Regions from separate parts of the Homo sapiens genome. Here region 2 is linked to region 1. Evidence: chromatin loops called from intact Hi-C (ENCODE). Cell type or tissue: IMR-90. All regions are shown on one strand. Links, peaks and the distances in the headings refer to the core of each region. The heading gives the core; the rest is flanking DNA.

Evidence for each region. Peaks named below come from ENCODE experiments on the same cell type or tissue, not always from the same donor. Only the 100,000 strongest peaks of a DNase experiment are listed, where the experiment ranks them.
Region 2: a loop joins it to region 1, with 12 times the contacts of the local background. A loop is called at or near these places in 11 of 110 quality-filtered maps.

What each region holds. Positions count from the first base shown.
Region 1 is chr5:64,203,171-64,219,423 of GRCh38, forward strand. It overlaps RNF180 (ring finger protein 180), which reads left to right. Exons shown (of 8, transcript NM_001113561.2): 3 at 8,895-8,990; 4 at 10,388-11,347; 5 at 14,191-14,226. Among named protein-coding and RNA genes, the nearest start is that of RNF180, 45 kb to the left of the region's middle. RefSeq lists an enhancer at 7,712-8,006. In IMR-90, for the core only: no CTCF peak of the experiment used is centred there; a DNase peak (open chromatin) is centred at 7,891.
Region 2 is chr5:63,391,870-63,408,122 of GRCh38, forward strand. No RefSeq gene overlaps it. Among named protein-coding and RNA genes, the nearest start is that of HTR1A, 560 kb to the right of the region's middle. In IMR-90, for the core only: a CTCF peak has its summit at 9,780 (motif pointing right); no DNase peak of the experiment used is centred there.

The sequences.
Region 1 (16,253 bases), core at 6,493-8,992:
GGTCCTTAGGATCTCTAAAGTCTTGTTGAAAATAGGCCAACCAGTGTAGCCTGATCTGAGGAGTACTCTAACAGAGGAATGCAAACAAAATTCTGCCTGGGCTGGTCACAGGAGACTTTGCAGAAAAGATAATATGTGAACATATATATGTTTGTGTCTTACAGATTTTAAAGTATAATTTGTAGACCATAAAATTCACCCATTGTTAGATAATAACTTAATGATTTTTAGTTGTGTAACCACCACTACATTGCAATTTTGAGCTATTTTCATTACCCCATAAAGTTTCCTCAGGCCTATTTGTCCTGCTCCCATCCCCAGGCAACATACCAATCTTATTTCTGTCTCTGTAGATTTATATGTAAAATAAAATGTATAAACATAATAAAAGATGTAAACCATTGAAAATACCTTATAAAGTAAAAATATATTCATTTATATAAAATTGCATCTGTAATTGAAAATACATAAAAATTATGTACTAAATATATATAAAATACACACAAATTATTTTAAAATGAAGGGATAATTCAATATCATGGTTAAGTCTTAGCAGAAGGAGTAATATGAAGCAGTGACTCTGAGGGGGGCTTCTAAAGTAATGTTAATGTTAAATTGCTTAATCTTGGTAGTGGGCATATTGGTATTTTCTTTTCTTTAAATTCCCTTTATAAAACATATTTTATATTTTATAAATCTGTATACATTATCAAAATATTAAAAATGAACATGAAAGGATCCTTTAAAGGAAACTGCAAAAGAAATTATTAGAACCCCAAAGTAATTTTATCAGTACTGTGCTGAAAGGTTGCTAAATTTATCACCTATTAAAGTAACTGTACAGTTAAAAATAAGCCATATATATAATAAGTGTTTATGAACTTTCTGTAAATGAAATTACACTGTGATTATTCTGGAAATTGCTGTTTTTACTCAGTATCACCATGTCGAGTGTAGATTTAGTTCATTTTCACTTCTGGATAGTATTCCAGAATATACTCTGGTCCTTAGGATCTCTAAAGTCTTGTTGAAATTCTTGTTGAAAGATCTCTAAAGTCTTTGTTGATAGTCATTTGGGTTACATCTATTTGTCTTGCTCTTATAATCAGTGCTACTGTGAACTTTCTTATGCATATCTTTGCACACATTGGCATTAGTATTACTAGAAATGGAGTTCCAGCATCATAGGGTATGTGCATGTTCAACTTTACTGGGCAATGCTGTTTTCAAATGACAGTCTCACCAACAATAGTTCAGCATTGCTGTAATTTCACGTCTTCACCAACATTTAACATCTCATTCTCAGAGGTCAATTGTGTTTTCTGCAAAATGTCTTTTTTTCTTGCCTATTTTTCTATTAGGATGTTTTGTTTTTGATACTTGGAGATTCTGTGTTCTAAATACCAACCTTTTTTTGGTTATTGTATTGCAACTATTTTTTTCCCAGTTTATGTAACTTATATTTCATTCTTGTGGTGTCTTTGTTGAAAAGAAATTCATAATTTGATGAATGTATTAGTTCTGTCCTTTATGTGTTGTACTGTTTAAGAAAATCTATATTGTGAGGGGAAATGTTTTTTCCTCTCCTTCTACTGAATACCAAAGTTAGGCAAGTTTCCTTGTGTGCCCTCTGAGAAACAGGTTTCTCATTTACCCTCATACTGAGGTTATAATCAGCTTTATGTAGGGAGTTTCTCCTTAGGTTCTTTCCATCCTGAGGGTGCCCTGGGCTGTATCTCCTGTCTTCCGCATGCAGACATGAAATGGCTCTCAGAACAACATAGAGAATAAGGAAACTGGGGAAACAACATCAATAGCTGTTGACTCCAGGACCAATTGCCTTCTTTAGCCCTGACCATTGCCAGGAAATGGAAGTCTCACATTCTTTGTCTCAGCCCTCCCAAAGCTAGGAACTGGACACTAGAATTGCTGTGATGTTTGCTGCAGAATAATCATGTACCTCCAAAACCAAATTTGCCACAAGAAACAGTACAAATGCAGCCATCAGTTCTGCTTTTGTAATGTTGTGTGGGTGTATCAGGTTTGTCAAAGTTAGCTTGGTGTGGAATTTGAATTGTAAGGGAAACTGGGATATTTGAGCTTTAGTTATCCAGCCACTGGCATGCTGTAAGACATGAGAAAGGCAATTTAGAATGGAGTTTTCAGACAATCTACAACGTCCACAAGGAGAAAGGGGGACTTCGACCTTGCATCCAGACCTGAGATAGATGAAATGTGGGCAAAAACCAAAAACAAAATAACAGCAACAAAGACCCTAAAGATGTAGAAATAAAATAACAGAAATGGTCTCCATTTGTGCAATCTGTGTTAGGGAGTGGCGTCCTTAGTTTTAGTTAGTTTTGTTATGGTTTTGGACATGTGAAGTTTATGTGGCCTGTAGAATATTCAAATATTTTAGGAGGCTGCTCGGTTCTATGGATGTGGGATTCAGAAGAGAGATCTGAACTAAAACTGTGGATCATCAGCATATAAGTTTTAGGTGAAGCTGTGAGAGTAGATGAGATTACCATGCAGTGTATGAATGGAGTGAGAGTTAAGTAGTTCCTATCATACAGGAACATTTATAGGATAGACAGAAAAAGAGAAGCTCTCACAAAGGAGAAAAAAAAAGAGTGAAAAAAATAGAACCGAAAATAGGAGAGAGCAGTAGTTACTATCATATAGGAACACTTACAGGATAGACAGAAAAAGAGAAGCTCCACAAAGGAGAAGAAAAAGAGTGAAAAAATAGAACCGAAAATTAGGATACAATATTATGGAAGTCAAGGGACGAACATTCTCTAGGAAAAAAAAAGTGTTGATGATTCGTGTTAAATGTTAAATGAGATCTAGAAGATCAGACATTTCCTTCAGTGTGCAGATTGTATACTGCACAATTCTAGAGGGAGCTAGTTTGTGAAAGGTTTGCCCTGGATTTGTGCAGTTAGCATACAAACTATATATCCATATGTAAAGACCCTAAATGAGAGTTAAAAGTGTCCATTGGTTTTAAAAGAAATCGTTGGTCAACATTCATTGTAGTTATGAGACTTTTAGGGGCAGTTACCAAATTCTACTGGGTTCAGATAATTGGGAGCTGAGGGATGGTCAAACACTTACAATAAAACACTTTAATTATTAGGTTATGACTTCTTCCATCACCAGGCTATGAAGTATTTCATCTGTATAACACCATTGCCAATGCAGTGGCTGACATGAATAGGACTGATGAATGTTGAATTGATTATTAGAGTATATACCTCCTCCCTCATGTTTTTTGGTTAGATAATTTGCTTATTTTCTCTCTGGCTTTATTATTCTGGTGGTATTTTTCCTTCAATGGCTGTAATACTGAAATAAATATTTTTATGCTTATTACATTTTTAATACTTTGTGTTCGCTCTTCTTAGTGATACCGTATATTTGTTCCATACTAGTCTTAGCACATGCTATGCTATGGACTGAATTGTATGCCCTCCAAGTGCATATTTTAAAGGTGCAGTGTGACTATATCTGGAGATAGGGTCTTTAGGAGTTAATGAAGGTTAAATGAGAGCATAAAGATGGGGCCTTAATCCAATAGGACTGTGGCTCTATAAAAGGAAGAAAAGAGAAAGAGATCCTGTGAGGACACAGTGAGTAAGCAGCCACCTGCAGGCTAGAAAGAGAGCCCTCGCCAGAGCCAGAACATGCTGGCACCCTGATCTCAAACCTTCAGCCTCTAGAACTGAGAGAAAATAAGTTGCTATTGTTTAAGTCATTCAGTCTCTGGTATTTTGTGATGGCATCCCAAGCAGACTAAGACCACACACGTCCTGTAATAGGAACTGGAAACTCAAAGATGAGCAGAAGAGAAATGGTATGTCCTTATGAAGTTTTCAGGATTTATCATTTAATCTTCTATTAATATTATAACAATTATAAATGTATTCTAATTATATTATAATCATATTAAAAGTTTGATATTTATAACTTAATAGTGAAATAATTTAATATTTATAATATTGACCAGTTATGTAAATATTAAATATTGATTACTCATATAGATATAAATTATTAGCTGTTTAAGTGGCAAAAAGGAAAAGTATAGGAAGCCATAAGAGTAGGATATAGATAGAATGCTGGACCTAGCTGTAAGGCTTTTCTGAGGAAGTGACCTGTGTAGAGATATGATGGATAAGTGAGGACAGTACAGGTGGGAGAACATTCCAAGATTCAGGACCAGCGTGTTCAAAGGCCCTGTGGTGGATCTCCGGAACTAAAATAGATTGCCACTATTGGAGTTCAGAGATGAAGAGGGAGTTTGGCAAGATCTGAGAGTAGAAAGTTGGGTGTTGTTCAAATCATGTATGGTCTTGTAAGTCAAAGACTTTGATCTTTATCGTAGGAGCTGGCAAGTCAGTGGGAGGAAGTAACATGACTTTTGAATTTTAAGATTATTTTGGTAATAGTGTGAAGAGTGAATTAGAAAGGTACCAAGAATTGAGGCAGGGAGCCTGTTTGTTTTTTAAGTGAGGCTTTCATTTTTTTCAATTCATTGTGACCTTTTGATTATAAAAAGTTTTTACCCTTAAAGTACCTTCTCAAAGTACAAATAGACAAACTAGGCAGTCCAATAGAATTGTGGTTCCTTTACATTTGTGACACTTTAGACAATTAATAATGTTAATTTAAATGACATTTTTGTTACATAGTCTTTTCCCTGTGGTGTTAGCTGCGGTAGTCAAATAATATAGTTGGCTCACATTTAAAGAATTAGCTGAAGGAATGTTATTGCTTACTTTGGAAATGCAAAGGGTTAAACATCTTCCAAAATATTATGTAATAATATTATCAACTTTTTACATGTAACTTGTTACACTTAATTAAAAATATTAAAGATCACATAATGATAAAAAATAAGGCATCAAATTTGTAATTTTAAAATTAAGTGATATTTTTCTGTTATAGAAACTGAGAATATTCCCAACACTTAAAGAAAAAATTAAAATAATACATTGGCTCCCTCTGCTGCTTGAACAAATTATTTCATTTACAAACATAATGTTGTCAACATTTTTCTGACATTATTACATGAAATTGCTATTACTTTCTCCTCCTTTTCCTTCCTCCTTCCTCCGTGTGGGAGATTTGAGACAGAAAGAAAATCTGTTTAGTAATTTTTTTACAATCCTGGTAAAACAGTTCTAATTTTCAGTCAAATTTTTCCCGAGGAGATAACTTGTTGTGCTAATACTTTGATGGCTTTAAATTCCTAAAATTGGGTTGCCTCCAGTTTCATCACTCATCTTAAAATATGTCCATCAAAACTTGTTTTATCATTTATATATTTGTGTGATTTTAAAAAATTAACTGACTTAAAACTTAATAGTTGATACATCCTCTTTACTTGTAGAATTATATTGGAAATAAATATTACAAATAAAAATGTATTTTTTCTAAGACTGTGTTGGTAAATACAGGTGAAAGTAGTTGGCAGTTTCATTTATAGTTGAGGTGTCTGTGTTTACCCTGGTCCATGTGTAAAGTTTTCAGAAAACGAAACAATGCTATAAATTCAACCCAGCTTTTTATGCTTTCCTACCTGTATGAATTGCTATTCCTCTCTTTTTGGTTGTGAGGAGATGAAGGTATACTTTAAATTTTAGCTATTTAAAAGAAAAAAATATATGCTGTTTTATATTATTTTTTCTCAAATGAAGGAGGTTGGGTTGAGGGGTACAAAAGGAGAATCAGCTGTGGAATTTTTTCTAAACATACCTCTCCCTACATAAATTTATTTTAGTTAATTTAAAAATAAGATATGCTTCAGTTTTAGTTTTATAAGCGTTAGAGAAGAATAGCAGTATCATACCTTAAAGCATACACAGGCTAGAGATATAAGAAAGTTTATTGCCCTAAAAACTATAGTATTTTATATGGCATAAGAGGCAATGTGGAAGCTTGGGATCGCTTGTTTCAGTGTTCTTATCTGTAAGACAGTAAAAACTCTTAAAACGGTGCCTGTGCATAGTGAGCACAATATAAATATTTGTTATTTAGTGAAAATAAAAAGAATAAGTACATTGTAAAACTTTCTTCTACCTACAACTGTGACTCCAGTGTTTATTCTCATAGGAGTATTCATAAAGCATTTCCAAAATTTATAGTGGGTAGTGGTTTTTTCGTGTTATGATCAATGCTATGTGATTAAAAAATGATCAATTTATATGATTAAATGAAATAATGAAATGTACATAGTAAAATAAGAAGTAGGACAGTGAAATATTAATACATTAATACAAATAATAGATGTACCTTTATGCAACACAGTCCCTGGCATATTAATAAGTATGTCTCTACATGCTTTGTGTGGTCAACACTGTGTTTAGTAATCACTAAATAAATATTGATAGGCTGAGTGCCATTAACTTACTTTGACATTGATAATCTATTATTCTACCAGTGTAGAAATTTCCTCCCTCTCTCTGTCACTGCCACCCTTCTTTCCTTCCTCTGTATGTAGACATAATCCTGAAAAGTCAGAACAAAATTCTGGATCTGATAATGAAAAGATTACTTCATTTGTCAATTCTAGTTTGTATTCTCTGTAAGATTGTTTTAAAGAATTCATTAGAGTTATGCTAATCTTCATAATTGTCAGCTCCTAATGAAAAGAGCTAGTGTGTGTGAGTATGGATGTTTCACAAAATTAATTCTACTTTTTCAAAAACTGTATCCATACCTTTATTTTGTTTCTGGGGCAAAATAGATAAAGCTATACTGTTTAGTTTTATTGAGTCACTTCCAATAGGTTTCCCAAGTTTCTTTAAAAATTTTGTGTATGAGTTGGAGAGAAAAGCTAGTCATGACTGAACTGTTATTGTAAATTAATCACTATTAGAACTTAGAAAAGGCAGATGACAGAAGCACACAAAATCAAACACTAAAAAAAGATGTCTCTGGGTTCTTAAGTTTAGCGTGTATGAAGATCATAAGTAGGGATTTATTTATAGACACTCTTAGGTGTGTCCCAGGAGTATAAATTTTTAGTAAGTAACCCAACTTATGTCTAATGCTAGTGATCTAGGGACCACATTTTGTGAAATACTCTTCTAAGGTGGCTCTTCACAGAGTTCATGATCTTGATGCAGGCTCTTTCCTTCAGTGCTAGTCAAAAGAGAACCTTGGACTTACCAGAGTGTTGATACTCTCTCTCAAACTCTCTGTAGAAATTGGCATCCACAGATGTCTTAGAATAATTAAAGTTTGGAACCCTAGGATTATCAATGATTGAATGTGCTAGAATTTCTCTTTTGAGGGGGAAAATCTGATAACATCTGTTTATATTTGTATTATGTTGTGGGTTTATGAAAAATAATTCTAGGGTGTTTGTTTTCATGCAGTTTGCTTGCTGGTGAACAGTGGAGATAGAATGTGACTTAAAGTTTCTCTTCTCTTGCTAAAATTGAAGATTTACCTTTCAAAAGACCTATTAGTCTGTCATATGCTTATCCATATACAGACTTGCACTGAAGTACACCTCTTCCTGCCCTGTTTATTAGATGAATTGGTAAACTTATTCAGAGGGCCAATTTCAAATGCAGTTTTGAAGATACCTTTCTCCTGGTATAGGGGATGGCACTGTTATAGGACTAACAGTTTCATATGCCCGTGTAGTAACAGATCAATACACTGAGATAGCAGGATTTGCAGCAGAGAAAGAATGTCATGATTGCAAGGTGTCCAGTGAGGAGATGGGAAGAGACCCTCAAATCCTTCATCTTCCTGAGGAGTTCTGGGCTGGGAGTTTTAAGGAAACCATGGAGAGTGAGGAGCTGGAAAATTGGGGTGGCTGATTGGTTGGGGAATGAGGGATGAAGTCATCAGGATGTGGAAACTACATTCTTTGGTGAGTCAGCTTCTGGTGGTATCCTTCTTTCAGAGCAGCTGGCATCAATGGGGTTTTTCAGACCAGCTGGTGTTAATAGTTTCATTGGTATGCAGGACCTAGAGGAATATCTCAAAGGGAAAACTAGAGGAATATCTCAAAGGGAAAACTTTGAGTTTCATAATGTTCAAGTTGTTACCTATAGAGCAGTTAAGGGAAACTATAATCTAGGATCTATGGGATTTGGGGCAATAGGCAGCAAACAGCCATGAGGAAGCAGGTCAGACAGCAAGCAGACCTGGGGATTAATGCTCAATGTGCTGCAAGCTTGGTTTATTTTTGTTTGTCCCCCTCTTCTTCCTTGGCTAATTTATAAAGTTTATAAGGACAGTTTTAGCATCTCTCATGTAAGAGTCTTATGACATACTTTATGGGAGGTCAGAAAATCCTTCCTAGGTTATTGACCTGCTTCAGGCGAAAAGGGCAGGGGGAAGGTTAGTGAGACCTTCCTGCATCCGCTGTTTTTCAGTATGCCAAGGAGGCCTGTTTTGGGGTAGTGTGTCCTGAATCCCATCATTCTGTTCCTCCATCTTTCTGCACATCCATCCAGCATCTTGATAGAGAATAGAGCAACTTTATTCTGTCATTAATAGAATTCAGATAGAATAGAGATTTGGGGCTGGAGAAAGTTGCCATGAAAGACACTATTTTGTCTCACATGCAGAAAAAGACACTAGATGTGTTCATTCAGTAACTAACTGCTAAATTGTAAATTTCATTTGATGACCTCAATGAGATGGAAGGGCTTTGTCTTAAATCACAGGTCGTTATTCCCTGAAGAAATTTTTAAAAAATCTTTTTTTGTGGGCTTGTTTTTTTATTATGGGAGTTAGGAAGGGAAGGCAGTGTATATTTGCCTTCTAGCTAAAATAGAATTTGTATTTTTGAGTTTTACTTAAATATGAAACCTGTGAAATAAATTCTGAACTGGTAATTAGTAATATCATTTATTTTTATTTAACAGGATAAAGATGATTCAGTTGATGCTCAAAATATTTGTCATGTGTGGCACATGAATGTAGAAGCCCTTCCAGAATGGATAAGCTGCCTAATCCAAAAAGTAAGTTCTTAGTTTCTGAGTAAAATTAAGAATATACAACCTTCAGAATGTTTTTGTCCTCCTTTTAGAGCTATTTTTCTTAGATGCATTCCTTGGCCAACCTCTTACTGCTCCTCACTCCCATTACCTCTCTTCACACTTCTTTTCTCCTTTCTCCGCTTTATATACCTACCTGTGTTTTACGCACACACACACACATGCACACACACACATAATATATGTTACTTTTAAATATACAGAAGCATATATATGACATATATATTATTATACACACACATATACATATTTACCTAAATACACATATAGCTTATTTAACTTGTTAATTGCCTAGCTCCCACCCTAGAATATAAGCACCATGAAGTCAGGGACTTTTATATTTTGTTCATTTGTATTTCCCAGCACCAAGAATAAGTCCTGTTGAATAAATGGAATATTCTGTATGTGTTATTCATATGTATACATATATACATAAATGCACAAGCATACAAAATAAATAGGATAATTAATGACCCTCATTGGTATAATCAAAATGAAAATTCTACACTTTAAAGGATCCTTAATGAAATATTATAAGAGCAAGAACTGACCTGGTATGTGTAGTTATTTTTCACAATTCAAAACTCCTGTCTTAGAAAATTATAAGTAGTAGGACTTTGGAAATATATAATTACATTTCTCCACTGAGCAGCTTAATTATTTGTTAAAAAATAACATTTGATAGATATCCCTTTTCACACTGTAACAGTTTTCTAGGAGAATGCCAGTGCACTGTTTATAAGTGTCCTGAACTTAACAAAATATATTAGGACACTGCAGATATTTCACTATCTCAGTTGGAAAGATAATTTTAAGACAGTTCATTATTAATTTCCAATCTAAGCATAGAAAATGCACTGTCTGATGTATGCAATCAGTATATTTTGGTTGTATGTAAAAAGCCAGGAAGAGCTTTATTCTGTTGGTTGGGTAACGTTCCCTCCCACAGTGCTTGGTATGCAAGAAGTGTATCAAAACAGATACTTTTCTGTGAGATTTTACTTGCAAATTAAGCTCTGTCCACTGATTTGCTTCCTGGTTCCATAGCATATTTTTCTTTAGTTCACACTGTATCCATATTCAACCTATTGTTCAAGAGACTCTCATTTAGAATTCTTAGGAATATTGTTTGGATGGGCATGATTTGCAATATGTTATCATTCTAGAACTTTGGCGCTGCTTATCTTTATTTCTTGGAAGGCTTGTTTTATTTGCTGTTCAGTCTACTAATCAGAAAACAGAAAGCTAGCCTTTTCTGTGGCATAGAAAACTTTCATGTGGCTGGCTTTAAAGAAAAAAAAATTTCTCTTCAGTTACTTTATAATGAAAGCACTGTCTTTATTCTTCTTTATTACCTGTAGGCCCAGTGGACAGTTGGAAAACTGAATTGTCCTTTCTGTGGGGCCCGTTTAGGGGGCTTTAATTTTGTCAGCACTCCAAAATGTTCCTGTGGCCAGCTTGCAGCTGTACATCTCTCCAAGAGCCGGACTGATTATCAGCCAACACAGGCAGGCAGACTAATGAGACCATCAGTGAAATACTTGTCACATCCTAGAGTTCAGTCAGGTTGTGACAAGGAAGCTCTGCTGACAGGTGGTGGCTCTGAAAACAGAAATCACAGGCTTTTAAACATGGCCCGAAATAATAATGACCCTGGAAGATTAACAGAAGCACTCTGCCTGGAGGTGCGACCAACATATTTTGAGATGAAGAACGAAAAACTGCTGTCCAAAGCATCAGAACCAAAATACCAGCTTTTTGTTCCCCAGCTTGTGACTGGCAGATGCGCTACAAGAGCTTTTCATAGAAAATCACATAGTTTGGATCTGAACATCAGTGAGAAACTGACTTTATTACCCACTTTATATGAAATACATAGTAAGACTACTGCCTATTCCAGACTAAATGAAACACAGCCTATTGACCTTTCAGGCTTGCCTTTACAATCTAGTAAAAATAGCTATTCCTTTCAGAATCCATCCAGTTTTGATCCTAGTATGCTGCTGCAAAGATTTTCAGTGGCCCCCCATGAGACCCAGACACAAAGAGGAGGAGAATTTCAGTGTGGTCTAGAAGCTGCTTCAGTGTATTCTGACCATACTAATACTAACAATCTGACTTTCCTGATGGACCTGCCCTCAGCTGGCAGGAGCATGCCGGAGGCCTCAGACCAGGAAGAGCACCTCTCCCCTCTGGACTTCCTGCACTCAGCCAATTTTTCATTGGGCAGCATTAATCAGAGGCTTAATAAGAGAGAAAGGAGCAAGTTGAAGAATCTAAGAAGGAAACAACGAAGGCGTGAAAGATGGCTACAGAAGCAGGTAATATTTTTCAAAAGAGTTTACTAAAAATCTGTATTATAAATACTGGAGTTTGGGGAGTGGAGCTAACTTTCAACATCTGTATAATAAAAACTTGGTTTTAGTAATTCTGGAAATGCTATTTCTCTCTGAGTGCACTCAGTAATCATGCAGCCATATTATAATTGGCATGTATAACCCAGTCTCTATGCTTCATGCATGTTTAGAAAAAACCTCTTTTGTGCAATTTTTCGCAATTCTAATATTTTAGAGGGATATTAATCTCTAATTAACACTGGATTGTTTTTTACTATATTTTAAATGTATGACATATTAGGATTGTTTTGCAGCGGTTTTATTTTGGGTTGAAAAAATGTTTTTTTTAAATTTTGGGTTGAAAAAATGTTTCAGTAAATTCAATCAGGTGACAAAGTCATTCACTTTTCATCACATTTATAATAGCTTAAGTGGGTATTTCAAGAAGCCTTAATCATGGGCTCACACGATCTAGTTATGATTAACTGTGCTAAATTGTGAAAATTATCTAAAGGGTAATTTACCCTTATTGTAATTTCGTAGGAGACTATGCTTCTCTATGATTTGATCTACTTCAGTACCCATAGTAATATGCTCCAGAGTAGGATGTGCGAAGGAACTGAACAGTAAATGTTAGGTGCTGTGGAAAGAAAGCAATTAAAGCCAATGGATGAGATGCTCATGAACATTTGAAAGTTCGAACCAATATGTTTCTGAATAAACTTTTTTTTTTGCAAATTGACTTTATTATCTACTTATTCATAATAGTGTCCTTATTAATCAGTGTGTTGTAAACAGAACTAAAATACAGAAAGCTGCAACTTGATATATTAGTTTTTTCTTTTAAAAATAGTTAAGTGAACTCATTATGGCTTATTCTAGTTTTGACTCAATGAAATAAAACTACTGCATTGAATGCTTCAGATTGAGTGTTTTTGTCATCTTTCAGTTACATAGTATAATTATTTCTATAGGTAATTTTTTATTATATTTTTGGTTGCTAAAACGCATTTCAGTTTGGTTTGTTTACAAGTGATAGTATAATGTGACATCAAAGTATATATTACAGAATGTAAAAAATGAATGTGTTTTAGCATCATTATAACATACTTCATAGTTTAACTTAAACTGTAAAATTCAAAATTTTCATTGAGACTCGAGCTATACATAGGTAAATTGGAAGTGATCATATGTTAAGTGAATATTCAGAAAGAATATTTTCAAAATGATTAATGTAATGTGGAGGGCTCTAAAATCTGTAGCAAATAGAAATGAAAAAGAAGTATGAAAATTATACTTTGTACTGTAAATATATGCAGATAACATCTGCAATTTAAAAATGTGTTTAATTCTTAGGCTAGGTAGTTTTGAAAACCTCAGCTACATGATTGATCATTTTCCATCATAGGAATACTCTTATACACAGTTTAGAGCAAAGCAAGTACAAAGTTAATGTGTTTTTTTTTTGTATAGATGAAGTTATTTGTATTCATTCACATACATATGATATAGCTTAATTGATCAGAATTAATGAGTCTTAGACCTGTTGTCACAGGTCAGTGTAGGGAGTGACATGGCAGGATCCTACAGAGTTTGATTGGTAGCACAGAAGCTACAGGCAAACAAATACCCAGTGTTTATTTAGCACAGTAAATTTTAAAGTGTATGGCAGCACAGAAATTTTGTGTTAGTGATATAAGTATACATCGCAGTTAGAACCAGAATAATTACAATTTTTAAGTCTGTTTTGCTAATTCAAGCAAAAAGACAAATCCTAGAAAGAGTAAATATCTGAGATAAATTAATGGCATAGCTGTGCAGTTCATTCCATATTTAATAAAGATTATGTAAACACTTACTAAAGCTTGTTTGTGATACTGTGTCTTTGAGTAATGACTTCAGTACAGATCAATCTTGCCCTTTTTAAAATGAGGATAAACATACAATATGTAAAGTAAAAGTTACTATTATTAATGATAGTTTTTTAAAAATTTAAAATAATTGGTTGATATATCTGGATTTCCAACTTTCACTTGAAGTTTTTAATAAATGTTTGTAAGCTAGACATCTTTCAGTAATCTATGCCATGACAGAAAGTATTAATGACAGTACAGAAAGTTATTTAAATATTTGAATCTTAGGGATGTAAATGAGATTGATATTAAAGCAGACATTACAGCCAGTTTTCAGGGTTTTTGTTTAGCAAAAGTTAATTGAGCATCTACTTTGGGGAAAGACGTAGCACTGAGCCACATTTAACCAGCAAACCTCTTTTTTATCCAGCATAGTCCTTTTGTTTTTCATTTTTATTTTTTAAATTATCATGCAATAAAATTATTCTCTACATACAGCTTTATGACTTACACACATGTAAAGGTTTATATAATGACCAACACAATGGACATACAGAACATTTTGATCACTCTCAAAACTCTCTTGTGCTATATACCTTTATAATCACATGCTCATCCCGTCCCTAATCCCTGAAAACCACTGATGTGTTCTCCATTATTTTAGTTTTGTCTTTTTGATAATGTTGTAAAATATTAATATACTGTTAAAATATAGAATCCTATAGTATACAACCTTGAGACTGGCCTCTTTTACTCAGTAAAATTGCCTATAGATTCATGCAAGTTGTTTGCATATATTTATAGTTTGTTCTTTTTTATTGCTCAGTAGTATTCCATTGTATGAATGATCCACAGTTTATCCATTCAGCTGCTGAAGGACAAGTGGATTGTTTTAGGTTTTGCAAATTATGAATAGAACTTTTACAGACATTCATGTGCTTATTTTTGTGTGAACCTAATTTTTTATTTCTCTAGGGTAAATACTCAGGAGTGGGATTGCTGGATCATATGGTAAGTATATATTTACTTATATGAGAAATTGTCAAATTGTTTTCCAGAATGGCTGTACCATTTTGCATTCCAAGCAGCAAAGACTTCCATTTTCTGTGCGTCCTTGAAAGCAAGCACTGGTATTCTCAGTGTTTTAAAATTTTAGTCATTCAAATACATAGACAGTTGTATCACATCATGACTTTAATTTGCTTTTCCTTAAGGATGCTGAACATATGTGCTTATTTTACATTTGTATATATTCTTTAGTTAAGTGTCTTCAAATCTTTTGGGCTGGTGTGGCAGCTTATGTCTATAATCCCAGCACTTTTGAGAGGCCAAGGCAGGAGGATTGCTTGAGTTCAGGAGTTCAAGACCAGCCTGGGCAACATAGCAAAACCTTATCTCTACAAAAAAAAAAATTAAAAAAAAATTAGCTGAGCGTGGTGGTGTGTGCCTGTAGTCCTAGCTACTTGGAGGCTGAGGTCAGAAGATTGCTTGAGCCCAGGAGTCCAAGGCTACAGTGAGCTATGATTACACCACCGCACTCCAGCCTGTCTCAAAAAATACAAAAACAATCTTTTACTCACTTTTTAATTGGGTTATTTTCTTTCTTTTAAGGGTTCTTTATATATTTGGGATACAAGTGTTTCATTTGATATGTGATTTGTAAATATTTTCTCTCAGTCTATAGCTTTTCTTTTTATTCTCTTAATTTTTTTCCTGTAGAGCCAACCTGTTTAATTTTTATGACGTCCTATTTCTCAAAAAACGTTTTAATAGATTATGCTTTTGGTGTTGTATCTAAGAACTCTGCCTCGTACTAGGTTATGAAGATTTTCTCCTATGGTTTCTTCAAAAAGTTTTATAGTTTTAAGTTTTACATAAAATTGAGAATTAGGATTCATTTAAAATTAATTTGTAATAAGTTGTGAGACTTAAGGGGTATATTATTTTACATAGAGATCCTCAGTTGTTTCAGCACCAGTTGTTGAAAACAATGTCCTTCCTTCATTGAAATGCATTTGCAGCTTTGTCAAAAATAAGTTGTCTGAAAATGTGTGGGTATATTTCTGGACTCTGTTCTGTACAGTTCATATTTATGTCTGTGCTTTTGTTAGTACCCCTTTTTTCCTGTGACTTTGTTATTCTTTTTCAAAATGGTTTAGCTATTTTAATTTTTTGACTTTCCATATAAAACTTAAAATCAGTCTGTTTATATTTATAAAACATCATGTTGGGATTTTGATTGGAATTATATTGAAGCTATAGATAAACTTGGGGAGAATTGAAATCTTTACTATGTTGACTCTCGTAATACGTGAACATGGTATGTCTTTCTTTTTAAGTCTTTGATTTCTTTCATCAGCATTTTGCAGTTTCCAGCATTCAGAACCTGTGCATGTTTATTTAGATTTATACCAAGTATTTTTTCTTTTGAGAGGAGTTATTGTTATTTAAAATTTTTTTGACTCACAATTATATATTGCTAATGTTTAAAAACACTATTTTTGTTTTGACTTTGTATCTTGTGTTATTAAGAGTATACATTCTTGACGTTTCTTGTCAGATTTATTCCTATTATTTTTAATGCTGTTGCTAAATGCTAATGTTTTATTAAATCATAGTTTCCAATTCTTCATTATAGTATAATGCTGAATGGAGGTGTTGAGAGCAGAAATCCTTGTCTTCTTCCTGATATTAGCATGAAAGCATTCATTCACCAGTAAATATAATGTCAGTTGTATGCTCTTTTTCAGGTTGAGGACATTTTCTTCCATTTCTGGTTTGCTGATAGTATTCTCATGAATGGATGTTGAATTCTGTAGAATGCTTTTTCTGTATGAGTTTGATATGATCATGTGTTTTCAATGTTAATAATAATTCACTATCAAATATTGAGATAGTCTTGCATTCCCGCCATAAACTACACTTTGTTATACTATATTATTATGTGTATTACTAGATACTATTTGCCAATCATTTTTGAGGATTTTTTATGCCTCCGTCGTTGAAGAATATTAGTCTGAAATTGTCTCTGTTTTTTG
Region 2 (16,253 bases), core at 8,634-11,133, 810 kb before region 1:
TAATCACCTATGCCCTGTACTGTGAAGTATCAGTCACAGTCTGATAACTAACTTCTTTGCACTATTATTTAAAGAAGAAAATGTAAATACCACACTCCTATCAGCTCGCAATGGAGCAGAAATCTCAGTTCAACACGACGCAGTGAAATAAGAATGTTCTCTGTAATTGCAGCAACCAAAATGATTACCTTTTTACAAAGCTAAAAGAATAATAGCAATAATGTAATAAGGTACTGTGTTGCATTGTTGCCAGTTATTCCTAGCATTGCTGAAAATGCCAGGCGAGAACTGAGAATCCTGCTTTTACTTTTTAGAGGCCAAAAGCCTCCTGCTTTATCCATTTTAATCCTTTATCAGCTTCTTGCCAAATGAATTATCTTGAAATATCAAATGGCAGTTTCAAGCATGGAAAAGATGGAGGATCCAGGAAAAGATCACTGTGGCTTTGGATGTACCTATCTATCTCAGGAGTGCATTTAGCTTAGGAAAGAACCAGTTTTATTCATGAGAGCAATCTGAAACATGGTATTCATTTTGTGATTATAATATTCTTTGGAAGTTGCTCAAAAAACAGTATAGTAACAAATGCTAGAAGTACCTGGAATTGGTGCCATAAGTTGATGATTAATGTGTTACATTGGCACTGTCACTAATCCTGCACTACAGAAAGTCAGCATGTCTTCAGCATAACTACTGCATTGTCTTTGAGGAAGAAATAATTCAATTTGGCTGTGCTTCCTTAATGAGTTCCCAGATTGTCCAAGTAAGGGGCTAAAGTTATGGGTGTAATTCTGTTTGTACACATACTTGTTTAGTAATATAGAATCCAAGAAGATTAATGAATAATTAAGAATTCTGGGATGACAATTCTGACATTTCTACCTTCGTTCAGGCCTTCCTATTTGTCAGAAAAGAGGGACAATTCCCTTGTAACTTCTCAAGTCACTGACTTCAATGAAAAAAAAAAAAACAACACAAAACCACAAAAGTATAAACTGCTCATAAATGAGAAAACTCTCATCTCCCAGATGAAAGAGCTGCCCAATAATAGTTCTTTTAGAAAGGCTTTATTTTCTTTTTAAATATTTTATTATCTGTTTAAAACTTTCAGCTTCAGAGGGTTTCAGACAAACCTGTAATTTCTGTGGTCATTGTTTTCCACATACAGTCCTTCAGACCTGAGTTTCTCCAGCTCAAGCCTGAATTTATGCACAAGTCAAAAAAGGCTCTCATTTATATGCTGAGCCTCGAGGGGTTCTTTAAAAACATCCTAACCAAAAACCAGTCAATAGTTGCAAAGTCACTTGGTAATTTGGCCATTTCTGAACAAACGGAAACTTATATAAGATAGATAATTCATTCTAAAATGTTATATTTGGGAGAATCATTATGAGCCACTTTAAAGAGTCAGTGTCTCACATAAAACAGAAAGCTTTTGAACATATTCTTCCTGTGCCATTTTCTGTAAGCTAAGTGTTAAACAACTGTATCCCAAAGATCACTGGATTTGAACACATATTGGCATGTTTGGTTTCTTTTGTTTTTCCTTTCATTCAACACCACTGTTGAGCAATCACTGAATGAGTTGTAGGGATATAACAGTGAATAAAACTGATAATAGGGGAAATAATGGGAGAAAATAAGCAATAATCGGGTAACCGAATATCACTGATAATTTAAATACAGACAGATATAAAGCATAAAGTAAAGCAAGTTAGTGGAATGTATACCTTATGTTGGGGTGAGGTGTGCTTCTCTAAAAAAGTATCATTCAAGCAAAGATTTGAATGTTGAGAAGGAGCCATCCATGCAAAGGCCTGAGAGACTTGTGTTCCAGGCAGAGGGAACAGCAAATGCAAAATCCAAAACAGCAGAAATCATGATAACAAAATACACATGTTGCTTTAAGGTTAAGTTAAATATAAACTATTTCTATGATAGCAACATCCGTAGAACATGAGCCCACTAACATTGCATAAGATTCTGAAAGTCATCCTGGTCTCTGCCTTACCAGTATTTAAGTAACAACACTAAGAAACCAAGAGGTGGATAATTTGCTTTGTAAATTCACATGATATAGTTTTAATGTGTTGATGGAAAAGTCAGATTGTCCTTCTCATTACTCAGGATTTTGCTCTATTCTTGATATCTTTCAAAATCTATCATTGTCTACTTTTAAAAACAAAAACTCAAGAGGATTCAATGTCATTAATATCAAGTTATTAAACAGGCACAACAGTCTCTTTCAGTTAAAGCATTTGTTAGTTTGCAAGAACTCTTTTTGACACTGACTAACCATCACCGTGTAAATAATAGATCTACCACTCCAGAAAGCAGTTTTCCTCTATTGACATTTGCCTCTCAGCAGCTTTTGATGCCAGACCAAAAGAAATGGAATTGTGTGGATATAATTACTTGTTGTAGCAGCAGTTAATGCATTCACTATTGTTCCCCAAGGACTTAAAGGCTCAAATATCTATTCTCTGAATTTATTAGAACTAAGATTCACACATTTCTGTAGTCATAGTGATTTGGGAACACAACAGGAATAAAACAGAAGTTAGAATATTACTTCACAGCTTCAAAATTAAACTCTCTGCTGAGGGGGGGTATCCTTTCAAATTTGCATACTAACGTTTGGCCAAGATAAAACTTCCAATGGCATAATTAAGTGTTCCTGAACTCGGTTTCTGAATGCATTTGGAAAAGGTGGCTATGAACATTAAGAACTGTATTGTTTAAAAGCAATCTAAAAACCGCTTTGAAAACAATGTGAAGGTGGTAGGTGGACTGAGAATTTTCAGACTCCTGCATATATGATATGATACTTTGAAGAAATATTGGTGATTATATTGAGTATATAAAAGTAAAATTCCCGTTCCCAAAGAAATATCACAGAGTAATTTCAGAAATATTTCTTCATATTTACAAACATGGAGAAATAGAATTTGTTCTTCATTTTTTCCTGTATCAGATGGAAATTCTAAAAAAAGAATATTTCCCTTCACTCTATTTTCTTTCTCATAAACTCCAACTCTAATGGTAAATTGCATGGAACCAGTTCCAAATACACACTCTCTCTCTTAAAAATGTAATAATCTCAAGCTAGAGGAAAGAAAGATAGCCAATGAAAAGAGATGCAGATAAAAGACAACTGAGAAGAAGCTTAAAAGGTTTTCCTTTTAAGCTTTTCTCTGTTCTTCCATCAGCAAAGAGGAAAAAGGAGGATAAAAAGAAGGTAAAATGTTTCACTCTTAAGAGGGTTACATTAGCATGTGGTTTCAATGTGCATCCAACTATAAATTCTTTCTAGCAAAACATTACTTAATATTGATACCTAGGGTATAAGAGTGGGAATGAATCACTGAAAATTCGGATGGACTTACATAGATACTAGCAGTTGTATTTATACATGGTTAAGGGAAGAATAATGCTCAGATAGTTTAGAGGTAAAGCTGATCTTCAGGACTGAGCACAGAGACAGTCTACTTATTAGCCTAATTGGGTATGTATCAGATAAGGTTTACCATATAAAGAGAGGATGTCTGCTTCATCTTGGGGGTTAGAGGGGAGGTTGAATGTTGTTAGAGAAGTAGTTTGGAGTTCAATGCCACCCATATAGTGTTCTGGCACAGACTTTGAAGGAATTTTTTTGTTAAGTTCAAAGGAAAGAGCGGGTACTAGATGAAATATGTCATTGAAGACCCTCTTCTTGTCTAACATTAAAAGTTGTTCCATAAACTAAGAATGTAAGTCAGTACTCTTTGGGTTTTTAACAAATTTTGACCTGGTCAGAGAGGACCTTTCTCCACTGGCCTCACTGTAATAACACTCCCAATCATGTGGTAGGACTTCTATGCTGAAGTTGGAGTTTATACATACTTGTGAGCCTCAATCTTTTAATAATCACTAATGTTCACTTTTGTCCTTGAACACAGCACAGTGCTGACCAAGTAACATGCCTTCAATGGTAAATTATTACCTCCAAGTCTTTATGTAATCTTTAGTACCAGGATAGATAATATTTTTCTGGTGAGAAACTGACATTGTAATGGTGTCATCTAGTGGGATACAGCAAATATAGTACCTGGCTCCGGTGTCAGATTTGGATTAGAAGGGTTGTCTCCAATTAGACTTGGAAGATTGAACCAACCTCCTGAGCTCTACAGTTGTATCTGTATCACAATTTCTGTAACTATTTCTTCTGCTCCCAATTTTCTCTCCTGAATTGCTAATAGAGATAAATAAATTGATGTGATTTTGTTTGCTTTGTCTTTTCTTCATTCAGGAAGGTAGAATATAGGTGAGCCAAAGGAATCTATTAGGGCATTGTCTAATTAACAAAAAGAGCAAAAGAAGAACGGAACATGGCAGCCCAACTGTGAGTTCTGGTTACATCACTTACTCGCTTCACATTCTTGGTGTACTTGCTAATGTTCAGTAAGACAGCCAAAAATGAGGATGCTAAGACCTATTCTCCCTACTACTCCACTGATATCAGGCATCCTCGTATTTGTAGTAGCTGTTACCTTTGCTTGGAGTAACTTCCTTCAAATGTCCACTTTGCTAACTTGCTCAATCTCCTTAAGTTTTTGTGCCTATAGCCTGTTTTCCACAAAGCCTTCCATGGACACCATATTTAAAATTTCAAGCTAGTTTCCTTCATCACTGTTTTTTTCAGCATACTTAATATATTTTAATAAACAATAAAAACGTTTTATATATTATGTTTGTTGTTTATTATTCCTTCCTCTGGAATTTAAACTTCACAAGGATAGTAATTTTTATTTATTTTATTCCCTGATATCCCTGACTCATAGTAAGTACTTCTATTGATTATTAAACCAACAAATAACTAAATTATATTTAGCAACTAAAATGTTTACTTAACATATAAAATTGTTGCTTTACTTAAAAAATCTCTACTATAGAAAGATTCACAAAGTTACAAAGATGAAAGATAAGAAAGGAGAAAAATTACTATATACCACACAGATTTTATTTCTCCCATTTTTCTCTTTTTAATGTACTTACTTGGGTAACCTTTGTTGAGGACATACTCAATCTCCACACAAGGGAAAGAAGTAGAGGATGGACTTTGTAGTTTGCAGTTTAATGGGGAAAATAATTTTTTGGGGGCCTGATTGTGTTAGACATCTTAATAAATTAATGATAGCAGAGGGGTCTTTCTACTAAAAACACCCAGCTTGGCTGCTGCTGATTTAGAGTTTTATTCTTTTAGCTGGAATGATCATTGGTCTCATTTTATCACATCACTGAAGTCTGTTTTTTCAGCTCACAGCCTGAGGACATGCAATCCATAATCAAAAGTCAGAGGAACTCAAAAATGGCAGCCTCTCTTGTGAAACACAATTCATTCCATGGGATATTTTACATTTGTGGTCTCTAAGCCACTTAGAAAGTAAATAACCCAACTATACAAGTGACAAGTAGTGACCCCCATGCTACTTTAGATGGAGATTTGCCAGGAGAAAATTATGTAAAATGTAGGTAGGTATCAATATTTCCCAGATTTATAATTTAGACTGTGGCTTTATTAGCTTTAGTTACCAGTGACTTATGGTTCAGGATGGGAGTTTAAACTTATATGTTTGTTGCCAAAAAAAAAAATGATGATAACAATTCATATGCTTAAGTTTAAACAACATTTTAGGACTAGATTTTGCCACTGAAGGAAAAATAGGCTTTAAAAAAAGGGATACGGACAGTGGGGAAGGAGATTTTCCTTTTAAAAAGAGAAATTTCTGAAGATAAATAACAAAAAAAAAATGAAAGTAAAATGGGTAGACTGGGTCTCTCTCTGATAGAAGCCTCCTCAAACTCACAATTGAAAAGACAGGGTTTGAATGTAAACAACTGTTTAGACCTATGAATACTCAATAACCTAAGAAAAATGATAGAAATCTAGATTTAGGAACAAAAAATTAAACTAGTAGGGGAAGATTTGTTCTAACTATATATTCATTTTTATTACTAAATAGAGCACATACTCGAAGACTGAAGGGCCTGTACTTGGATTCTGTCACTTTCTCAGGGCCTCCCCAAGACTGGAGAGAGGCATTAACAGTAACATAGGCAAAGCTCAATTGTCTGCTGAGATAGATAAACAAAATGATATGTCAAGCAACAAGTGTATGACAATATGGAGTGCTGGGAACTGTGAATACCTGGATTACATGTTCAGAGACAACAGTCTTCACACTGTTGTGAACAGAATATTGACATTTTGATTTAGCTTGTAAACTGCCATTTTTTTTTTTTACCTCTCTTTAATGGGTAAAAGAGATCAACAAAATTTCCCCTATCAGAATAAAGGAAGAATCTACTTCAAAGAAAGAAGCCAGTCTCCTCCTCCATAGAATGCAGATGTTGTCAATTCTTATAGTTTTATGGTGTCTCAGCATCTATTCTGAACCTAGGTTTAACTTCGCATACCAGAAGAAGGGCTTAGTAACTCTTGACACAGTTTTCATTTCTCTAGCTCTTTCTGATTCTAAGTGTGGTCCATCCAGATATCTGCCTTAAGTAACCACCTCCTAGTGTCCAACTCCCCATGGGATATGCAGAGATAACCTCCTTGACTCACCTCACTGACTCCACTCTCCACTCAGTATGCAGGTATGCTACAGGGAGCATTCCCTGTCCCAGTCACCACATGTGACTCACACCCGCTTGCTCTGCATCCACCAATTAGAACTCCATGTGGGAAACTTGCTGGGGTAATGTCCTGGATCCCAGTAAAGCCTCAGGCTATAGGTCTATCTCTCTCTGTCTCTCTTGCTCCCCACCTGCTGTTTGAACACATTGCCCTGTGACCTCTCATTGGCTCCCAGAGGCATCTCTCTACTCTCATGGATCTGAGAATAATATACTTTCTGTTATGTCATGTGTTTTTGTTTTATGGCCTCCTCTTACTTGACTGACACATGCAGATTTAACTTCTTTCCCAGTCAGGGCTCTCCTAGAGAGTGGTCTGGGCGATAGAGCAAGACTTCATCTCAATAAATAAATAAATAAATAAATAAATAAAAAATAAAGAAGTACAACAAAACACATCTGGCCAACTAAAAATCATATTATTGTTTTTTAAATTCAATACTTTTGAGACCTATTTTGAACTACATATACCAGTATATGTAAGTACATATTTATTAAAGAACATAATTATGTTTATTTCAACATTTAATATATTTACTTTCATGCTACATTATTATGCATGTTATTATGTCATAATGACATAATTTATATAGTCATTTCAGATAAGTATATCTTGACCTTGTCTATTTATAGCTCTTCTTCTAGACTATGGAATTTTTTCCATACTACAAGAACTATTTCTTGTTTACGATTGTATTTCAAAGCCAAGCACAATTCTGGATTAACGTATATAGAATAATTTAAAATATTTTTTAAGTGAGGTTATTCTAAGACAGATGTTATCTATTTACAGTTTTACTTTGGGTTGTCTTGCTTTTATGTCCTGGAATGGAGGTGTCTTTCTCTCTCTTCCCCTTTCTACCTTCCCCCTCCCCCATTATCTTCTTCTCTCTACCACTGGATCATAACTGGATGAACATTTCTAGTTTCTTGCTTCAACTCTGTAGACCCACATTTGCCATCCAACAGATAATTCCAATAGCTAGACTTGGAAGAAAGTATATGGTCTGTAGTCTAATTTCTAATTTAGCCTTATAAGTGGTAATGCTGATATTTGGTTTCCATATGTCTGTTACAAATGTCTACTTTTCCATTGGCCTATGTCAAATCATGGGGTAGAAAAAAGACTGTGACTAATTATCAAACTCCAACCCCAATATCTATGGTGATGATGCTGGGTTGGAAGGTGTGCTATTGAGGATGACAATTTCAAATAAAGTTTTCCAGTTCATTAGCTTCCATTACCAAGACCTCTTGCTGACTCCTCTGCAAATTGTTCTTCCTTCCATCCTCTCCTTTCCTTCTTCACTAATCAACTAGGTGGGCGTAATTACTGATCTTAGGAATGGGGTAAAGAGTATAAGCTGTCTGAGCAATGTGTAGCACAGAACTTATGTAATGAGCAACAGGATAAATTTCTTGGATCAAGAAATGCAATTCCTGTAAAACATTTGATGTCTTTTGAAGTTGATTGCAATACTATAATAAGAAACTAGGCCCATTAAAAAAAAAAAAAAACCGTATCATGTACAGATGCCCCTTGACTTACAAAGGGGCTACATCCTGACAAACTCAATAAGCCCATTGAAGGTTTCAAATACTGTCAGTTGAAAATGCACTTAATACACCTAACCCTCCAAACATCCTAGCATAGCCCAGCCCACATTCAACATGCTCAGGACACTTACCTTATCTACAGTAAGACAAATCATCTGGCAACACAGTACACTGTGGAGTACTGGTGTTTACCCTTGTGATTATGTGGCTGCCTGGGAGCTGTGGCTCACTGCCACTGCCCAGGATCCGGAAAGAATATTGTACCACATATGGTTAGCCCAAGAAAATATCAAAGTTCAAAATGTGAAGTACAATTTCTCCTGAATGTGTATTGCTTTTGTACCATCGTTAGGTTAAAAAAAACTTAAGTCAAACCATTGTAAGTCGGGGACCGTGTGTATTCTCTAAAGTAAATACAGAGGCAACACCTCTTTATGAGTAAATTACAATAAAATAAATGTATGTCTGTATGTTTTCTCAAGCTCTGAAAGGTCTACCTCTCAATTGTCTCATCTATAAACTGGTAATCCATTTAAACCATGCTCTTCCATTTTGTTAACTAGTCAAATAAGTAACTCATCCAAAAAGAGGGTGGTACATTCATGCCTTCTGGATTACTAACTTTCCTCTGACATAAGGCATCACTTCAAATATTGGCAGGTAAGAACCAGAGAGCAGTATTTACTTTCTTGGAATTTGGTATTACAACCCCTCTGGCTTCCCCAAATAATTGCCCATATTTTGCCATCTTGACCATTCTTCCTGTAGTGTTTGAGGGCAAAGGGCAGGAGCTCCATTTACTCGTTATAGATGTGCCTAAGATTTGGTTGTTATGCCGACAAACAAATACTTCATTGTTTTCTATAGAATTTTAGGGGTCCCATTTTTAAACTGCACCACTGTATATGTCTTCTCTCCTTGAGATAAAAGTTGCAAACTAATGGTCCCTGGGCTGAATTTGACCCATGGAAAAATTAGTTTTAAAAATTAAACTCTTCATTTTGGGCTAATTATAGATTCATATTCAGTTGTAGGAAATACAACAGAGAGATCCAATGGACTCTTTATCTAGTTTCCTCCAATAATCACATCTTGCAAAGCAATTGTAGAGAATGACCACCACGATACTGACATAACTACAATCCACCAGTCTTATCTACACACATCTTTTATTGCATAATTTTACCCTATATAGTATTTTCAATCTGAATAGCAGCTAATAGTTACAAATCAAAAACTTTAAATAATGGTATAGATTTCTGATTTTGCTTTAAAAAATCCTATTTCTCAAAACTGGGACTGCATTCTATACATAAAATCAGGCTAGAAGTGAATAGCAGTTCGATTACACAACACACATTCTCCCTTTTATACTAGTACTCAGCTACTCGATTTATCTTCTTAACAGCTAACACAATTCATGTAGTTATGCTCTTATGGTTGTCTCTTCTATCACCTGTGTGGGAAGTCCCTAATTCCTATTTTAGCTTGTCCATACTCCAGTGTCCCAAACCTTGTCAGTTTATCCACCAGAGGGCACTCCAGCCCCGCCTGTGTTTAACTGTAGCCTGGAAGAACGAAGATAACATTAGGCCTCTGAAAGGTGAATAATTGGGGTCCTGAGTGAAGCAGGCCAAATATTTCTCAAAGAGAACAATGTCACCAGGTAAAAGCAAATGAAATTATACAATGCCAAATGAATAGTTTTTTTTTTAATTTTCAGTCTTGGCATTTCCCTGAGGTCCAAACATACATTCAACAACCTACGTGACATTTCCACTTGGAAATTTAACACACTGAAAATAGAACATTTATTACTTTTCTTCTACACCTGCTTCTCTTACTTTCCCCATTTCAGTAAAAAGTTATGCCATGTACCCAATCTTTCAAATCAAAGACGCGGAAATCTTCAACTCTTCCTTGATTCATCTCTTTACCTCAAATCACCCTTCTCTTCCCTACATGTAGACTTTATCTACAAATCTGATTGCTGATGCCTCCAAGGTATTTTTTAAATCTATTTATCATCAAGGCTAAGCCAACATTGTTGCTCATCTGGACTACTGCATCTGCATTTGCTTCCATTTTTACCACTAGAATCCATTCCATATGTTAGTTAGATCGCTTTCCTGAAAGCATAAATCACAACCTACAAGGCTCTGCAATTTAGTATCTGCCTACCTCTCCAGTACCATTTTATTTTATTCTGAAAATTGTTAACTCCATTTCACTCTCTCTCTATATATAATATATAATTTATATAATTATGTATATAATTATATACATATATATTTGTTTGTTTTACAAAAGCACCCTTTTTGATGTGCTGTTCTTTTTTCCTGGACATGCTTTCCTAAGTTATTAACAAAGCTCACCCCACACCCTTTTAGTTCTTAGGTGAACTATCACCTTATTTAAATATCACCTCATCACAGAGGCTTTCACTCATCATCCTGGCTAATATGGCACCCACCTCAATACCACTTCTGACTTTATGCACTCTTCTATTACTTTGTTGTATATATCATTATATTATTATATTTCTGTGTTTGCATATATAATTACTATCTATATCTTATAGCTACTATATAAGTTCCATAAGATCAGAGACTGCATATGTTTTTTCACTTCTGTATTACCCAAACTCAGAATATTTTCAAGGACATAGGCCATGTCTATTAAAATTTTTTAGAATGTATAGATGAAAAGATTAATTATAAATAATATTTGAATTTGGCAAAAATTATGAAAGCCTGATAAAAATTGTAATATTTAATTAATTTGTAAAATTAAAACATCATTATTATGAATACATATTAAGATATGTATTTAAGATAATTATCTTGAATAATAATGCACTGGAATTTCTATTTCCAGCCATGATAGAATAACAGAGCACAGATTTGGCTTCTCATGTTAAACAACTGAACCGTCAGAAAAATATATGAAAATAATGATGTTTCAAGTATCAGAGAACAATCAGTGCAGACAGTAACACCTAGGAGAGAAGAACTAATGAAATGAGCTTTAAGATTGCTGTGCATACTGCTCGGAGAATTTCCAGGCCATAGCACAACTCAAATATCACAGCTCAACTGGCTATCTGCTTAAGTTGAAGGGACAGAGTTGAACATTCTGAGAAGTCAAAGTGGTTAGAATTTGCAGGGCAGGTTACTGGAGAGAAGAGAAATGCACAGACATCCAAATGTCTGCAGATGGCTCCTGTAAAGTCTTCAGCTGAATGCTGGTCAGCACATTCACGTAAGGGAATTATCTGAAGGTAGGGGAAAAAAAATCACCAGAAAGGAATAATCAGAACAATCCCTACAGCTCACTCAGAGCCAGGAATAGTTTGTGTTTTCACTAATTCAAATGAAAAAAATAATCTTGTTAATATACAAGGCATCAAAAAGAGTGCTAAGAAATATTTCTCTTAAAGAGGAAAAATTAGCTCTGGACTAATGTGCTGGAATTTCTATTTTCTGGACTAGTGGCTACTCTGGATCCACCTAACAAAGCAAAAAGCAGGAATTGAAGTGATCAAACTGTTTTCAAATGATGTAATTGTGTCTCAGAATAAATTCTAAGTATATTTCACTGAGATGGAATATGTAGGACCTAACAAAATAAATTTCAAAATACCTAGCATCTAATAAAGAAATGAGCAGATATTCAATGAAGTAGGAAAATAAGATTCTTAATTAAGAGGAAAAAATAATGAAATGCCAAAAATGATATAATTATTAAAAAAAGAAAAACAGTTTTGATATACTCTATATATACTCAAGATGACAGATAAGCACAAACATGTTAAGGAGAGGCATGGAAGATTACTGGACTTTTGAAGATGAAAAATACAATGTCAAAGAGGAAAAAGGCATTGCATGGCATTGCCAAGAGGTTAGAAATGGAAGAAGAATACATTAGTGAACTTGAAGATATATCAATTAAACTATCCTGGATGAACTCAAGAGAGAAAAATGAGTGAAAAAAATGAACAGTATCAGTGAGCTGTGAAATATCAAATGACCTAAAATACATTCAAATCATAGAATCCCCAAAGCAGAGGAAGAGGGCAGAGAAATACATGAAAAATAATGACTTCAGTTTTTTTTTTTTGTTTTCAAATTGATGAGAACTATAAACCACAGATTCAAGAAGCTTACAAACCCCAACCTTAAGAAACATGAAAAAAACTGCAAGGGACATCATAATCACATTGCTTAAAACCAGTGATAAGAAAAAAAATCTTAAAAACAGCCACAGGAAAAAGATACATTATGTATAGGAAAATGAAGATAAGAATACAAGTCAGGATTACTGTGGCAGTACTTTTTTAAGTAAAGGAAGAAAAAAAAAGGACCTATCAAACTAGAATTCCATATTCTACAAAAATATCTTTCAAGGAAAATGAAAAAAAAAAGGCAATACAAAGGCTAACAAAATTCACCACCAGCACTGCAAAGAAATGTTAAAGGAAGTTCTTCAGGAAGATAAAAATCTCAATCTATTCAAGGAATGAAGATCAACAGATAAAGTAAGTATGCATGTGAAAATAAAATATAATTTTCCTATTTATAAGTTTCTTTGAAAGATAATTGATTTTTAAAAATAAAAATAACTGAATTTATCATATAGGTGTGTAGAAGCAAAATGGATGATAACAACAGCACAAAGACTGGGAAAAGGAAATAAAGAGTATACACTAATAAGATTTTACATTATATGTGAAGTGAGACATTACTTTAAGCTAGACAGTGACATATTAAACATGCATGTTATAAACACTAAAGCAAACAGTAAAACACAAAACGAAGAGTTAAAGCTAATTAGCCAGTCAAGAATGTAAAACAAAATTTTTAAATTAATTAATTTAAAATAAGGCAGAAAGAAGGAAAAAAAAAGAATAAAGTGTGAAAATGGAAAACAAATAGCAATATGGTTGATTTAACCTAATCATATCATTAATCAAATTAAATGGTTTTCAACATTCCCTGATTAAAAGACATAGGTTTTCAAATTGGATGTAAAAGTAGGATCCAATTATGTCCTTCTTCAAGAAATACATTTTAAAAATAAAGAAAGAAACAAATTAAAAGTAAATAATGGAAATGAATATACCAAGCTAACAATCAAAGAACAATAGAATTAATTATTTTATACCAGACAAATTATACCGGTAAAGAATATTACCAGGGATAAAGAAGATAATTTGATAATGATAAAGGTATCAGTTGATCAGGACATAATGGTTCTAAACATTTATGCTGCTAATAACAGTGCTTCAAAATACATGAAGCAAAACCTGAAAGAACTGAACACAGAAACAGACAAATCACCATTACAGAGACAGATTTCAATACCTCTCTCTAAATAACTGACAGGACAATGATACAGCACTTTCAAGCACTATCAACCAAAATGACCTAGAACGCTCAACCAAATAAGTACCAATGATGTACACATTACTTTCAAGTACCCATAGAACGTGTAGCAAGATAGACCATACTTTGTCAAAAAATGAGTTTGCATAAACTAATTCAATTATGACAAAGTATATTCTTTGACCACAATGAAAATAATATGAATTAGAAATCATTAACTAAAAAGAATGGGAAATCTAAAATATTTTAAAATTAAATAAAACATCTTAAAAACCGATGGATCACAAAAAAAAAGAATCAAAAGGGAATGACACAGCATTTTGAACTGAAATAAAATGAAAACACAACATATCAAATTTTATGGTAGGGTAGCTAAAGGAATGTTTAGAGAAAATGTTGCAGAATTCTTCAATTAATTAGCAAAGCTTAAAAGAAATGACCTAAACTTCTAATTTAAGAACCAAGAAAAAGAAGCATAGATTAAACATAAAGCATATAAGAGTTATCTATAAAAGAACAGCAAATTCCACTGAAAGAACAGAAAACGTGCAATAGAAAACAGAAAAACAATAGATAAAATCAATAAACCGAAAGCTAGATTTTTAGAATAATCTGTAAATATGAATTAGGAAAAAATTATCAATATTAAAAATGAAAGAGGGTAATCACAACATACTTTACAGGCATTAAATTGATAATGAGGGATTTTATGAATAACTCTTGCCAATAAAAACTAACAACTTAAATGAAACAAATTCCTTGAAACACAAACTATTAAACCTAAATATTCCTATATCTATTAAAGTAATAGAACACATGTATTTGAGAATATTCCTACAAAGGAAACTCTAGGTACAAAAATATTCACTGGCGAAGTTAACAAAATATTTTAGGAAGAGAAAAAATATTACTTCCACACAAACCTTTTCAGAAAGTAGGAGACAAGGGTATACTTCCTCACTAATTGTATGAGACCAATATTGCCCTGATTAAAAAAAAGAAAATCAGAAGAAAAGAAAACTACAGAGCTTCGTCTGCTCATTAACTAACATGCAAAAATCTCAAAATTTTAGCAAGTCTCATCTTGCAATGTATAAAAAGAATATTTTCTGACCAAGTGGGATTTATCCCAGTAAGGGAAATTTGACTTAACATATACAATTTAATGTATTTCACTGTATTCACAGATTAAACATGAAAAATCATATGACCCTCATAACAGATTCAGAAAAAATGAAAAAACAAGTGACAAAGTCTAATATCTGTTTATGATAAAAACTCTCAAGGGACTAGAAATAAAAGTGAACTTGCTCAATCAGATAAAGGATATCTATAAAAAGCATACAATCAACACCACTTTTAATGGTGAAAGACAATGCTTTCCTCCCTAATATTAGGGAAGAAACAAGAATAACTGCTGTTACCACTTCTAATTTACTAGATTGTACTAGAGACATTACCCAGTGCAATAAGACAAAAACAACAAAGGAAGAAAGAGAGGGGGTGGGGTGGGAGGGGAGGAGAAAGAGAGAGAGGAAGAAAGAAAAAGAGAAATAAAATACATACAGAATTACAAGAGAGATGTAAAACTATCAGAGATGATGTAATAGTCTATGTAGAAAATCCAGGTAAGTTATACAAAAAGCTGTAGACCTAATAAGTGAATTTAGAATGTTTGCAAGATGAAAAGTCAATATACAAAAAATCAATTGTATTTCTATGTACTAGCAATGAAAAATTTACAAATTGAAATGAGAAAAAACATAATTTATAAATGTATCAAATATGAAATAATTAGGGATAAGTTTGATTAAAAACTTTCAGGACCTATATGCTGAAAACTATGGAAAGATTTCTAAGTGAAATTAAAGAAGAAATAAAGTGAGAGATAAACTATGTTTATGAATTAGAAGACTCAACATTGTTATTTTGTCAATCTTCCCAAACTGATATGTCTACGTTCAAATCAATCTTAAACAAAAGAGTACCATGTTGTTTCTACAGAGATTAATAAACAAATTCTAAAATTAACATAGAAATTCAGAAGAGCTACAATACTTCCCCAAAAAAATTTAAAATAGAAAAACAAAATTGTAGGACTTATACAACCTGATATCAAAACTTAGCCATAAAGCTATGAGAATGAATACATTCATATTAGTATAAAGATAGATACAGTATATAGATCAATGAAGCAGAATATTTTAGAAATAGACCCACACATACATGGTCAATTTATTTTCTACAGTTTTCAAGAAAATTCATTGGAAAAATATTTTTAATAAATGGTGCTGGGAAAAAATGCAAAATCAAACCAAAACCAAACCCCCAAACTCTACCTTATACTGTATGCAAAAATGTGTTCACAATGGATCATATTCCTAAAGAGGACAATTATAAAATGTCCAGAAGGAAAACTAGGAGAAATTTTGGTGACCATGGGCTTGGAAAGACATTTCCTTAATAGGACATCAAAACTATAATCTCTTTTAAAAACATACTTTTTAAAACTTTTAAAAACTTTTTAGGAAGGGAAAAAAATATTACTTCCACACAAACCTTTCCAGAAAGTAGACGACAAGGGAATACTTCCTGACTAATTTTATGAGACCAATATTGCCCTGATTTTAAAAA